Linked DNA regions of Mus musculus: region 2 is linked to region 1. The links are chromatin loops, found by intact Hi-C in ENCODE. Cell type or tissue: left cerebral cortex. All regions are shown on one strand. Links, peaks and the distances in the headings refer to the core of each region. The heading gives the core; the rest is flanking DNA.

Region 1 (5,371 bases), core at 195-5,194:
AGCTAACATGTGGATGATGAGAGTTGAACCTGGGTCCTTTGAAAGAGCAGTCAGTGGTCGTAACCACTGAGACATCTTTCCAGTCCCATCTGGCTTTATTTTTACATTTAAAATAGGTTCTCACTGTTATCCCAACCTGGCCTTCAACTCAAGATCCTCTGCCTCTGCCCCCCCCCCCCACATAACAGGTGTACAAGTAATGCCTAGTCCACCTATTCCCTTTCTGTATTTATTTAATCAATTAAACTGTGTGTGTGTGTGTGTGTGTGTGTGTGTGTAATTTTATGCATTGGATCATTTAGGAACATGAGGATTGTCATGTGAGTTCTAGGTAGGATCTAACTCCAAGTCTTCATGGTTGCCTAGCAGGTACTCTGAAATGCTAAACTCTCTTTCCAGCATCTCACTTAAAAAAAAAAAAATAGTATTCTCAAAATATCACAATGCAATCATCAAAATAAAAATGAATACCAGCAGGTTATACTACCTAATCCACAGGCTCCACCAAGTTTGAGAAACTGTTCCAGTCACAAACGACACTGCTAAGGACACAAACTAGGATCGTACTTGACTTTCACGTGACACTTTTCCAGATTACAAACCAAGGCTTTTGAAGAATCTCCCTTCGTGTGGCTTTGCCTCTGCTCTGAGAGGTACACGATTCCAACTTGTCCTCACTGATGATTCTAACTTTGACCCTTAATTATGGTGACAGCGGACATGCTTGTCCCTTAGTGATGGGTAAGAACTCATTGTTCTCACTGCTCTTTTAAAGGACCCAGGTTCGAATCTCATCAACCACACGCTACCTTACAATTGTCTGCAACATCAGCAGATTTCCCCCCACTTCAACGACTGAATATTCTGTTCAAAAGAACAGTTTAGATCTCACCCTACCAGCCTTCCCAGCCCCTCAGCCTCTCACTCTCGTCAGTATCTTCTGTCCCAAATGCTAGGCAACTGTTGTTATTCTAAAAAACAATTCTACGGTTTGCGAGCAACACAAACCAGAGCAGGGGAAAAAGCATCAGGCCCCTGGGGTTAAAGACCTCGATCCATCCTATCTTGGCCTCATTTCTAAGGATGACGTAACTCACAGAAGTTAGTTTACCTCCTTAGAGTGATTTATTATTGCCTAAAACCTTATAAAGGCAATGAGTAAGTACCTAGCTGTGCAGCCTGATAACCTGAGTTCAGTCCTGGAAACCCACTGAAAAGCTACATAGGGTAGTGTGAGTGTCTGTGATCCTAGACGGCCAACAGGAAATGGGAGGCAGAGATTCTCTGAAGCTCAGAGCCAGCTAGCCTGGTATTGGCAGTAAGGAGGAGATAGGACCAAACCCTGAAGCTGTCCTCTGACCTCCACCTGCAAGCCACAGCACATCTGATCCTCACTTACTACACAGAAACACACACACACACACAGAAACACACACAGTGTGATTATCCAAGCATAGGATCTTATACCCATGATCCTACATACATCCTGAGAGACCCTGTCTCAAAAAGCAACAAGTAACAAATGTTGGTCATAACAAAACTTGACCTTCTTGAGCACGTGAATCCCCATGCTCCTTTGTGTTCACGCACCAATGCCCCTGACAGCACCTTGCACAAAAAGACACTCAGTAAAGCTAAGGGAGTGGAATGTTTTGTTCTGAAATTCTGGTATTTCTTACAGTATACCTACTGTTTTTATTTCTAAGAGGCAACCACAATTATGTTCATTGTCTTCTCCCAAGATTACCATCACAAATTTTTAAAGAAGGTTGTTTACTGAACAAGCCAAACTCATCTCTGCCCCCAGGATAATTGTCATTCCCATTGTCCTCTGGCTATGTATACCTTCTTAATTCATTTAACTCACCCTTTTCCTTTAATGTCACCTATTTGTCACTCCACATATACTTGCCAGGCCACCCTTACACTAATCTCTTAGTGTGTGGCTGGGTGCTTAAGATCGAATCCTGGGCCTCACACTCTACTAAACACTTCTCCACCGAGTTACACCCCTCGCCTAAGTAAAGTCAAGGTTATGCCTGAGTAGTACTTAGGGAACATGTGTGTGTGCCCGCTACTGATAAATGTTAATAATAAAATAGGAGCAAAACGACAACAGTGCCTGGGACAAAATAGGCCCTCAATACGTTTTGCTAGTTTTGTTTTTCGAGGGTGGCTTTGGGTAGGGGAGTGAATTAGTGATATGCTTAGTTTAAGTAAAGCTACTCTAAATAACCAAAACTGCATCTTCCCACTGCAACGCAGAATCTCAAAGGAATGCTGGAATCTTTTCTGGTTTTGGCTTTTTGAACCAGACCCGCTACTTAGCCTTGAACCTGCACCAATATTTCTGTCTGCATCTCCAGAGCGCAAAAATTAGGCACTCGCCATCACAGTCAGCTCGGATGCAGAATAGTTTGAAGATGGAGACAGTCTGGCGGTGAAGCAGGCACCGATGGAAGGGGGAGTGGCAGGGGCCTGGGTCTTTACAGCGCCACCTCTACTAAGGGACAGGATCTTAACCACGTTGGGGACCGCGGAAACCCCGGAATCGACGGTGTGTGCGTGCGTTGGGGTCTTTCATTCTCTTTCCCACGCCAGAATTCAATTTACGCGTTCGTTAAGCGAAAGGGATAAGTACTATATAAATCGCCTCTTCCCAAGCTCATGTTTCGCTCGTTCCCCAAGCCCCGAAAGGACCCTTCCCGGCCAGCTCACCCGCCGAATGCTCAGCCGAGTGCCCCGGTCCGCCGCCTGAGCCCGCGCTTCCGCCGCACGCCGCGACAACGCCGGCGCCCGGCGCTAGGAAGGACCCCGAGCGCGTCGCCGGACCGCCTCGCCTCGGAGGACAGCTCTGCCTAAGGAACAGCTTCGAGAAATTCTGGCCCCGGAGACAGAAATGGGAAAGGCCAACTTGTTGGTCCTCAAAACGAAGCGTGGACTTCTCCACAAAAAAAGCAAGGCCGGAGGATTCTGATCAGGCGCCTTAGGACAGCCTGAAAGGAGGGCCTTCGGGCCGGTCACGTGGGCAGACTGGTGGCGCCGTTGCTAGGCAACAATCTCTGTTGCGAGGGCGATGCACTAAGGTGTTCTACCAGATCCGGGGTTTCTCGAGAGAAAGCAGGGAGTCCAAGACTGGGTGAGGGTTTAGGGACAGTAAAGGGGATTGCTCTAGTCATTCTATAATTGGAGAAGGCTTAGAACTCGACAGAGAAATGGGTCGGGTAGCGAGAGTCTATCGTCTCTATTGCTTAGAGGCTGAGCCTAGATCATGATGAGCTCAGAAGTTTTGGAGAGAGCAAACTAGGCACAGCGAGATCTCCTCACCCCCCAAAATATTGCTTAGGGTATGAGACTCTTGAGTACAATTGTTGGCTGAGTAACACAGCCCACTTCTCGGCGTTCCATTTCCCATCATGGTTGGGATGGCTGTGGATTTGCTTGCGGACCAGCTCATTTCCTGCCCTAGGGCTGATCATGAGTGAACTATGGCTCCAGCTCACCAGGATTCTGAGGTGGAAAGAGGTATCATAAGTAAATGTCAGAAGCCAGACCGGAACACATAGCTTCCTATGAAAACAGCCCCATCAGACACATACCGGGAGGCGGCAGGACTTCAGTGGTAGGACTGGAGATAATGCCCACACAGCACACATTTGCCTGCCGCTCTGTGCTGCTCAGGGATTTGGGGATGGAGGCTACTGAGTTTTCTCCTTCTGACACTTCTCAACTTCCTGCTTTGTCATTGCTTTTGGTTGAGGTGATTTTTTTTTCTTCATTAAAGACATTTAGTGAAGTGTGAAATTTTGTCCTTGAGCTGGAGTAGATAATAAAAGAAACCTCTCTGTCTCTCTCTGTATCTGTGTCTGTCCTCCCCTCTCCCCCCCTCCCCCGCTCTGTTCCTTTATGGTAATAAACTGATATAGAGAAATCCTATGTGAAAGAATGAAGAGTCAGAAATCTGAACTCCAAATTGCCTCCTCAGATGAAACACCTGAATTAATAGGTGTGTGTGTGTGTTGTGGTTTTGTGTTTTGCTGGGGATCAAACCCAAGGCATTTGCATTCACAAGGCAAAATCCTACCGCTGATCCAGCCCTTAGTGTCTAAAATATTGTTAGAAGCAGAGAGCAAAGTCAAGACTTCAAACGGGAAACCTTTCTGTTTTGTTCTCAGTGAGAAGCCTGGAATACATTTTCATCACGCAATTCCATTTTACCTGTAAAGGAAGAAACTAGATTTTTATAACACTCCAGGTTAAGTATCAGATTGCTTTGGGTCATTTCACATTCTGGCAATGAATCCCAGGGCATCATCTTTACCCTGAAGACTTAAGCTCTGCTGACATGCATTCTTCTTGCCTTCCCAGGCCTTAGCCATGGAGAAGAACGATGTAATCAACTTCAAGGCCCTGGAGAAAGAGCTGCAGGCTGCCCTTGCTGCTGACGAGAAGTACAAAAGGGAGAACGCAGCCAAGTTACGGGCAGTTGAGCAAAGGGTGCCTTCCTATGAGGAGTTCAGGTTGGCTTGCTATTTTTCTCAGGCCCTCCTCTCATGGTGGGCTACAGGAATTAAAAGCAAGCAGTCTAAATTGAGATCATTCTAGGCTTCTGTCATGCCCCCACCCTCTGCTACCTGATGATCTTACCAAAGCTCCTTAACCTGACTGAGCCTCAATTTTGTAAGAGAGAGGAATGGTTGCTATCGTTGCATGAGTTATGGCCTGAAAGATGCTGAGCACAGCAGCTAGCCCATTTGAAGTGCGTGAAGACTTTCAGCCCTCTATGCTGCTGCTGTTGTAGTAGTTGCCCTGTTTCCCGTCAACAAGTGTAGCCAAGTAGCTGCCCTCCACACAGGGAATCATTAAGCTCATTCCCCAATCTCTACCTTTGACACAGAGGTATTGTTCTTGCATCACACCTGAAACCTCTGGAACAAAAGGACAAGATGGGAGGAAAGAGATTTGTGCCCTGGAATTGTCACACTACTCGGGAAAGGACTTCTCAAGATGTGGTCACTGAAATACCCCAGGTAGGTGTGGGCTAGCCTCTTTAGCTCAGCAGGAGTTCTCTGTGATAAAGCTATGACCCTGTCTTCTTACAGCCCATACCTCTTCCTTATGTCTCATGACAGCCAACAGATACACACACACACACACACACACACACACACACACACACATACCAATCCCAGAACAGCAATCAGATGGTCGCGCTGAGTAGAGACATGCGCAACAGTCCTCTAACTTTCCTCATCTGGTCATGTGGTAGACAGGATAATGACCCTGGGGCAGTACTGGAGAGGGACCCAGCCTGTCAGACACTCAACACTCGTTTGAGTTTCTTTTTCTCTCCCAGAGATTTATTGTACAC
Region 2 (5,371 bases), core at 86-5,085, 150 kb after region 1:
TTATGTGTATGTGCATGCGAATGCGTGTGCAGATACCTGAGGGAGGTAGAAAAGAGCTTCAGTTCCCTGAACCTAAACTTATACATGGTTGTGAACACTCAGCAACCTCTGAGCCATCTCTCCACCCAGCCCCCTAAATTGTTGCATTTAAATTTTTTATTTGTTTTGCATATGGGGATGTGTATGTTTGTGGGTGCACACGTGCTACATGCATGTGCGGAGGGTGAGAGACAACTGTGTCATTTGGTCATTCCACCATGTGAGTTTTAGGGGTGGCACTCAGGCTATCAGGCTGTGGAGCAGGTGCCTTTCCCCACAGTGACGTTTGCCGTCCTCTTCTGCTTTTGAAATGGTATCTTAGGGGTTTTCCTCATGTCCTGTTCAAAAGGTACTGTTACCTATGAAGACTCTTAGGAAAAAGTGCTGGTGTATGTTGTAGAATGGTGTTTGTAATCCCAGTGTTGAGGAGGCCGAGGGCAGAGGATTGCCAGGAGTTTGAGGCCCGTCAAAGCTACAGAATGAGACCATTTCAAAACAAGGTCCATAACTAAACAGAGGGAAGCCAGTAGATTTCACTGGGAGAAGGCATTCTAGCTGACTTCCTGTTGCTTGGATAAAGGTTTATGTAGCTTGCAGTTCCAGGCTGCGGTCCACTGTCGAGGGGAAGTCAGGGCAGGAACCTGAGGAGGACCTCTGCTTGGGGGCTCACCCCTTCACTTGTGCTTAGCCAGTGCCGCTCCACTGTCTTCACACTTGTGTGTGTGTGTGTGTGTGTGTGTGTGTGTGTGTGTGTGTTTGCTGTCTGTGTGCTGCTGTCTGTGGAAGCCTGAAGAGGACATCCATTCCCCTGGAGTTACAGATGGTTGTGAGTCACTGTCTGTGGATGCTAAGAACCAAATTTAGTTTCTCTAGAAGAACCACTAGGAATTTTTCAAAAGACAGTCTCTTACCACGCAGCTCTGGCTGGCCTGCAACTTGTACTGGGCTCGCCTTGAGCTCACAAGAACTCCCTGCTTCTCACCCAAGGGCAGGGATCACAGGCATGGGGCACCATGCCCAGCACTAATTGCTAGGCCATTTCTCTGGGCTCTTAGGGTTTTGTTTTGTTTTGTTTTTTTCTTTTGGTTTTTTGAGACAGGATTTCTCTGTGTAGCCCTGGCTGTCCTGGAGCTTGCTCTGTGGACCAAGGTACCCTCAAACTCACAAGAGTTCTACCAGTCTCTGCCTCCCAGGTGCTAGGATTAGAAGTGTGCCCCACCACTCCCCAGCTAGCTAGCTAGCTTTCTTTCTTTCTTCCTTCCTTCCTTCCTTCCTTCCTTCCTTCCTTCCTTCCTTTCTTTCTTTCTTTCTTTCTTTCTTTCTTTTTTCAAGACAGGGTTTCTCTGTGTAGCCCTGGCTGTCCTGGAACTCACTCTGTAGACCACGCTGGCCTCGAACTCAGAAATCCACCTGCCTCTGCCTCCCTAGTTTTCTTTCTTATGTAACCTTCTGCCTAGGGATGGTGCTGCCCACAGTGGGCTGTCCCTCCAGTATCTGCCCTCAGAACAGGTCCTAAAGCCAATGTGATCTAGACAGTACCTCACTCCAGCCTCTCTCAGAGGACTCCAGGCTGGGTCAGGGTGACAGTTGCTTGCAGCTAGGACAGAAGGTAAACTCTGGCAAGCTCTCCTTACTTGCTTGTTTTCCCTTTGGTCTCTCTCAGCGGTTCCTTGTTGGCTTCTTGCTGCATGGAGCACTTGGGAAGGTCCTTCAGGCACTTGCTCCATCTCTCTTCAGCTTTTGGTGTTTCAAAACTAGATCAAAGCAGAAATGAAGAGAACTCTCATCACTGCTATCAAATAAGTATTCTAATTATATTTCCTAATTAAATGGCAGTTTAAAAAGAAACTAATCAAGAGCTGCTTCAAAGAGAAGAAAGTGGAGAGCAAAAGAAATTAAAAGCCAATGAAGCCTATTTCAGGGCGACGGCTGCCCGTGGCAAGCTGGTTCTGCTGATCTCCACACTGTTGAACTAATACGCTCGCTTGCTCACTCACTCCAAAATTTGTCAGCTTTGCCAGGCTGCCAGTTAACCCTTTCTTTCTGGAGCTCAGAGATTAGGGGGTGTAGAGAGGTACTTCTGTAGCTTTTTCCTCACAATTTTTTAAAAACCTGAAAAATTTTTTTCTTTATTATTTTTGTTTTTTGTTTTTTTTTTTCCGAGACAGGATTTCTCTGGCTGTCCTGGAACTCACTCTGTAGATCAGGCTGGCCTCGAACTCAGAGATCCGACTGCTTCCGCCTCCCAGGTGCTGGGATTAAAGGTGTGCACCACCACTGCCCGGCAAAAATGCGAACTCTTTATTTAAAAACAAATTTATTGCATTTACTTATTGTGTGTATATTGTGTGAATGTCTTGTGTCTGCATAGCAAGTTTGTGGGAGTCAGAAGTACCATGCGGGTTCTGGGGATCAAACTCAGGCGGTCAGACTTGGCCACAAGCACCCCTGTCCACCTTATCTTATCTGCACATCCATTCTTGTTTGTTTGTTTGTTTTTTGTTTTTCGAGACAGGGTTTCTCTGTTTAGCCCTGGCTGTCCTGGAACTCACTCTGTAGACCAGGCTGGCCTCGAACTCAGAAATTCACCTGCCTCTGCCTCCCAAGTGCTGGGATTAAAGGCGTGCGCCACCACAACCAGCTGTTTGTTTTTTTATTTTGTTTTGTTGAGACTGTCTCAGCTTGCATCCAAGGTTGCCTTCAGACTTGTGATCCTCCTGCCTTAGCCTCCCAAGGGCTAGAAGTACAGGCATGAGCCCCAGTCCCTGCTTCAGCAAGCTCTTCTCTGAAAGCCTCTTTCTGATTCCAGGAGGCGGTGTCCCTCCTTGCAGCCCTGGAGACACAGTGTTCTCTGCAGTCAGCACCTCAGGCTAACACCCGCGTGTCTAGTGCTGCTGGTTGAGGAGCAGCTGGGGGGTGACTGTGGTTACTGCTGGTGTGTGCTAACAAGCTCTCACCTCGCTTAGGAAGACCAGTTCTGATTTTGTCGTGAGCCTCCACTTCATGCTCTTGACACGAGAGGATGAACTTGGGGCTGTAATTTCCTCTGGGGATGATCTTTGTATCCTGGCTCCTTGTTGTTGTTTGTTGTGGTTGTTGTTGGTGATGATGGTGGTGAGCTGATGTTCAGACCCAGGTCCTTCCACGTGATAGGGACAGCCACTGGGCAGGATTCCCAGCTCCTGCATCCTGTAGCAGCAGGAATCATCTTTGGATTTCTTCAACAACCTGAGAAAACCTAGTTTTCTCAGACTAGGGAGTTAGGTAGCAGTGGAGCTGGCCAGCCTTTTAAACTCATTAACAGACCTGGATCACCTTCAGTGGACATGGGCTGAGGACTGAATAGCATTTAGTCTGAGCTTTGACTTGCTGTGTCCCAGTGCACTAGACAAGCTGTTGAATTTCCCTGCCTATCCTCATTTCAGTTTTATTTTCCCTTAGCCCTGCTGGTCCAGCTTTTATTCCGTTTTATCATAGTCTTTGTGAGCTCTTAAAAACAGCTCTCCTCCATGACAGGAACCTGCTAAACATCTGCAGCGTCAAAGGTGGCAGTAAAAGTGGCCCTCTGCAGTTCCTGCCTTCTTAGAGCCTCCTAGTGCCTCTGGGACCAGAGTAGTGTAGGATTCTCAATTAAGTTTTTGTTTTGGGGTTTTTTTAATTGTATTTTTTTAATGTGTATAGTTGTGAATGTACAGGTATACCATGACTACACGTGTCTCAGAGGACGTCTTAAAGGAAGTCAGTTCTCTGCATTCCACCATGTGGATCCTGGGTTCAAACCCAGGTCCTCAGGGTTGGCGGTGGGTATTTTACCTGCTGAGCCATCTGTGCTCCGTACCCCCAATCTAACTACTTGGTGGGGACATGTAGAGTTTGGGGTGTAATACCCAGTGATCCAGCAGCCGCCACAGTGCAGAGAATAGGCTGCTGGTACTGACTCCTGCCACCTGGCTTCCTCCTGAGCATCCTTGTAAATATCCCTCTGTTTCTCCGTCTCTGTCACAGCCCTAAGGGTAACTTCATTTGCAAAGGGTTCTCCAGCTCCTTCTGGTCTCCAAGGTCACCAGCACACACAAGTATAAACATACACACTTACACTTAAAGCTAATAAAGACAGTTGTGGTCCCATAGGCCTTTAATGTCAGTCCTTGGGAGGCATAGCCAGGCAGATCTCTGTGAGGCCAGCCTGCTTTACAGAGTTCCAGGACAGCCAGGGCCATTTAGTGAAATCCTGTGTCCCCCTTACCCCCCCCCCCCAAAAAAAAGGAAAAAAAAAAAGAAAAGAAAGCCACATGCTATGGCCTAGTCGGCCATCACTGGAAAGAGAGGCCCATTGGACACACAAACTTTATATGCCCCAGTACAGGGGAACGCCAGGGCCAAAAAGGGGGAGTGGGTGGGTAGGGGAGTGGGGGTGGGTGGCTATGGGGGACTTTTGGGATAGCATTGGAAATGTAAATGAGCTAAATACCTAATAAAAAATGGAAAAGAAAAAAAAAAAAAAAAGAAAGCCACATGCCCAGGTATGCACAAGAAGTGGCTGGCACGAGAGAATCTTGAGTTCAAGGTTTGCCATGATGAGTTCCCAATGTAAAAAAAGCAAAAGAAAGAAACTGGTCACCAAACGTTACAGATTTTGCCTTCTGAACTTTGTTCTCATAAGCCTGCAGTCGGTGTTGCAGACGGCACCATTTGGACAGCCAGTGGCACTCTCCTCTGCTTTGACTTCAGGGAACAGATGACCTAAGGAAGGCCGTGGCCAGGAAGTTGCTAGTTGAAATCTCAACCAAGGCCCAGAAGAGCACAGCACTTTCTGACTTTCTCAGACTGTTGGCCCAGCTGTCTGCACTGGGGATGCTTCACTGACCTCTTTTGGGCTGTAGCTTTTCTGAGCTTTATTTTAGTCCATTGTGCCTAGAAAGCATCAGGCAAGCATACAATTGTTGAACTCCTCGCTGTGTGCAGTGTAATGGGAGGGGTTGTGAAGAGCAGCTGTGTGATGTGGCCTCCACACTCCGAACATTTTTAAAATCACTGGGAAGCGAAGAAAGAAACCCATCATTTTATGTAAATAATTATATGTATATAATGTTTTAGAAGATTATAATTTTAGAGCAGATGTCAGTGAGAGTTGGAGGAATCAGAGTTGGCTTTCAGAATGAACCATGGCTCATCCTCCGCATAGCACGGACTGACCCGGAACTCTCCGTCTTCCTGCCTGAGCATCCTAGTACTGACCTGATAGGCGTGAGCCACCATGCCTGCCTCTCAGTACATCTGACACCTGCTCTGTTATGCTAAAGCTTCGTTCTTGGGCCTGGTGTGAGAAGAC

The links. Peaks named below come from ENCODE experiments on the same cell type or tissue, not always from the same donor. Only the 100,000 strongest peaks of a DNase experiment are listed, where the experiment ranks them.
Region 2: it touches region 1 in a loop (2.1-fold over the local background); 1 of 42 quality-filtered maps calls a loop at or near these places.

The regions. Positions count from the first base shown.
Region 1 is chr11:102,878,177-102,883,547 of GRCm38, forward strand. Eftud2 (elongation factor Tu GTP binding domain containing 2) reads right to left here and starts at 2,799. Exons shown (of 28, transcript NM_011431.3): 1 at 2,719-2,799. It overlaps Ccdc103 (coiled-coil domain containing 103), which reads left to right and starts at 3,048. Exons shown (of 5, transcript NM_028492.3): 1 at 3,048-3,139; 2 at 4,176-4,255; 3 at 4,369-4,520; 4 at 4,898-5,030. The coding sequence starts at 4,378. In left cerebral cortex, for the core only: a CTCF peak has its summit at 2,775; DNase peaks (open chromatin) are centred at 2,991 and 3,538; H3K4me3 peaks cover 1,980 bases; H3K27ac peaks cover 2,355 bases.
Region 2 is chr11:103,032,324-103,037,694 of GRCm38, forward strand. The region is part of intron 1 of Nmt1 (N-myristoyltransferase 1); the gene reads left to right. Among named protein-coding and RNA genes, the nearest start is that of Nmt1, 6.5 kb to the left of the region's middle. In left cerebral cortex, for the core only: no CTCF peak of the experiment used is centred there; DNase peaks (open chromatin) are centred at 879, 2,920 and 5,051; H3K27ac peaks cover 4,536 bases.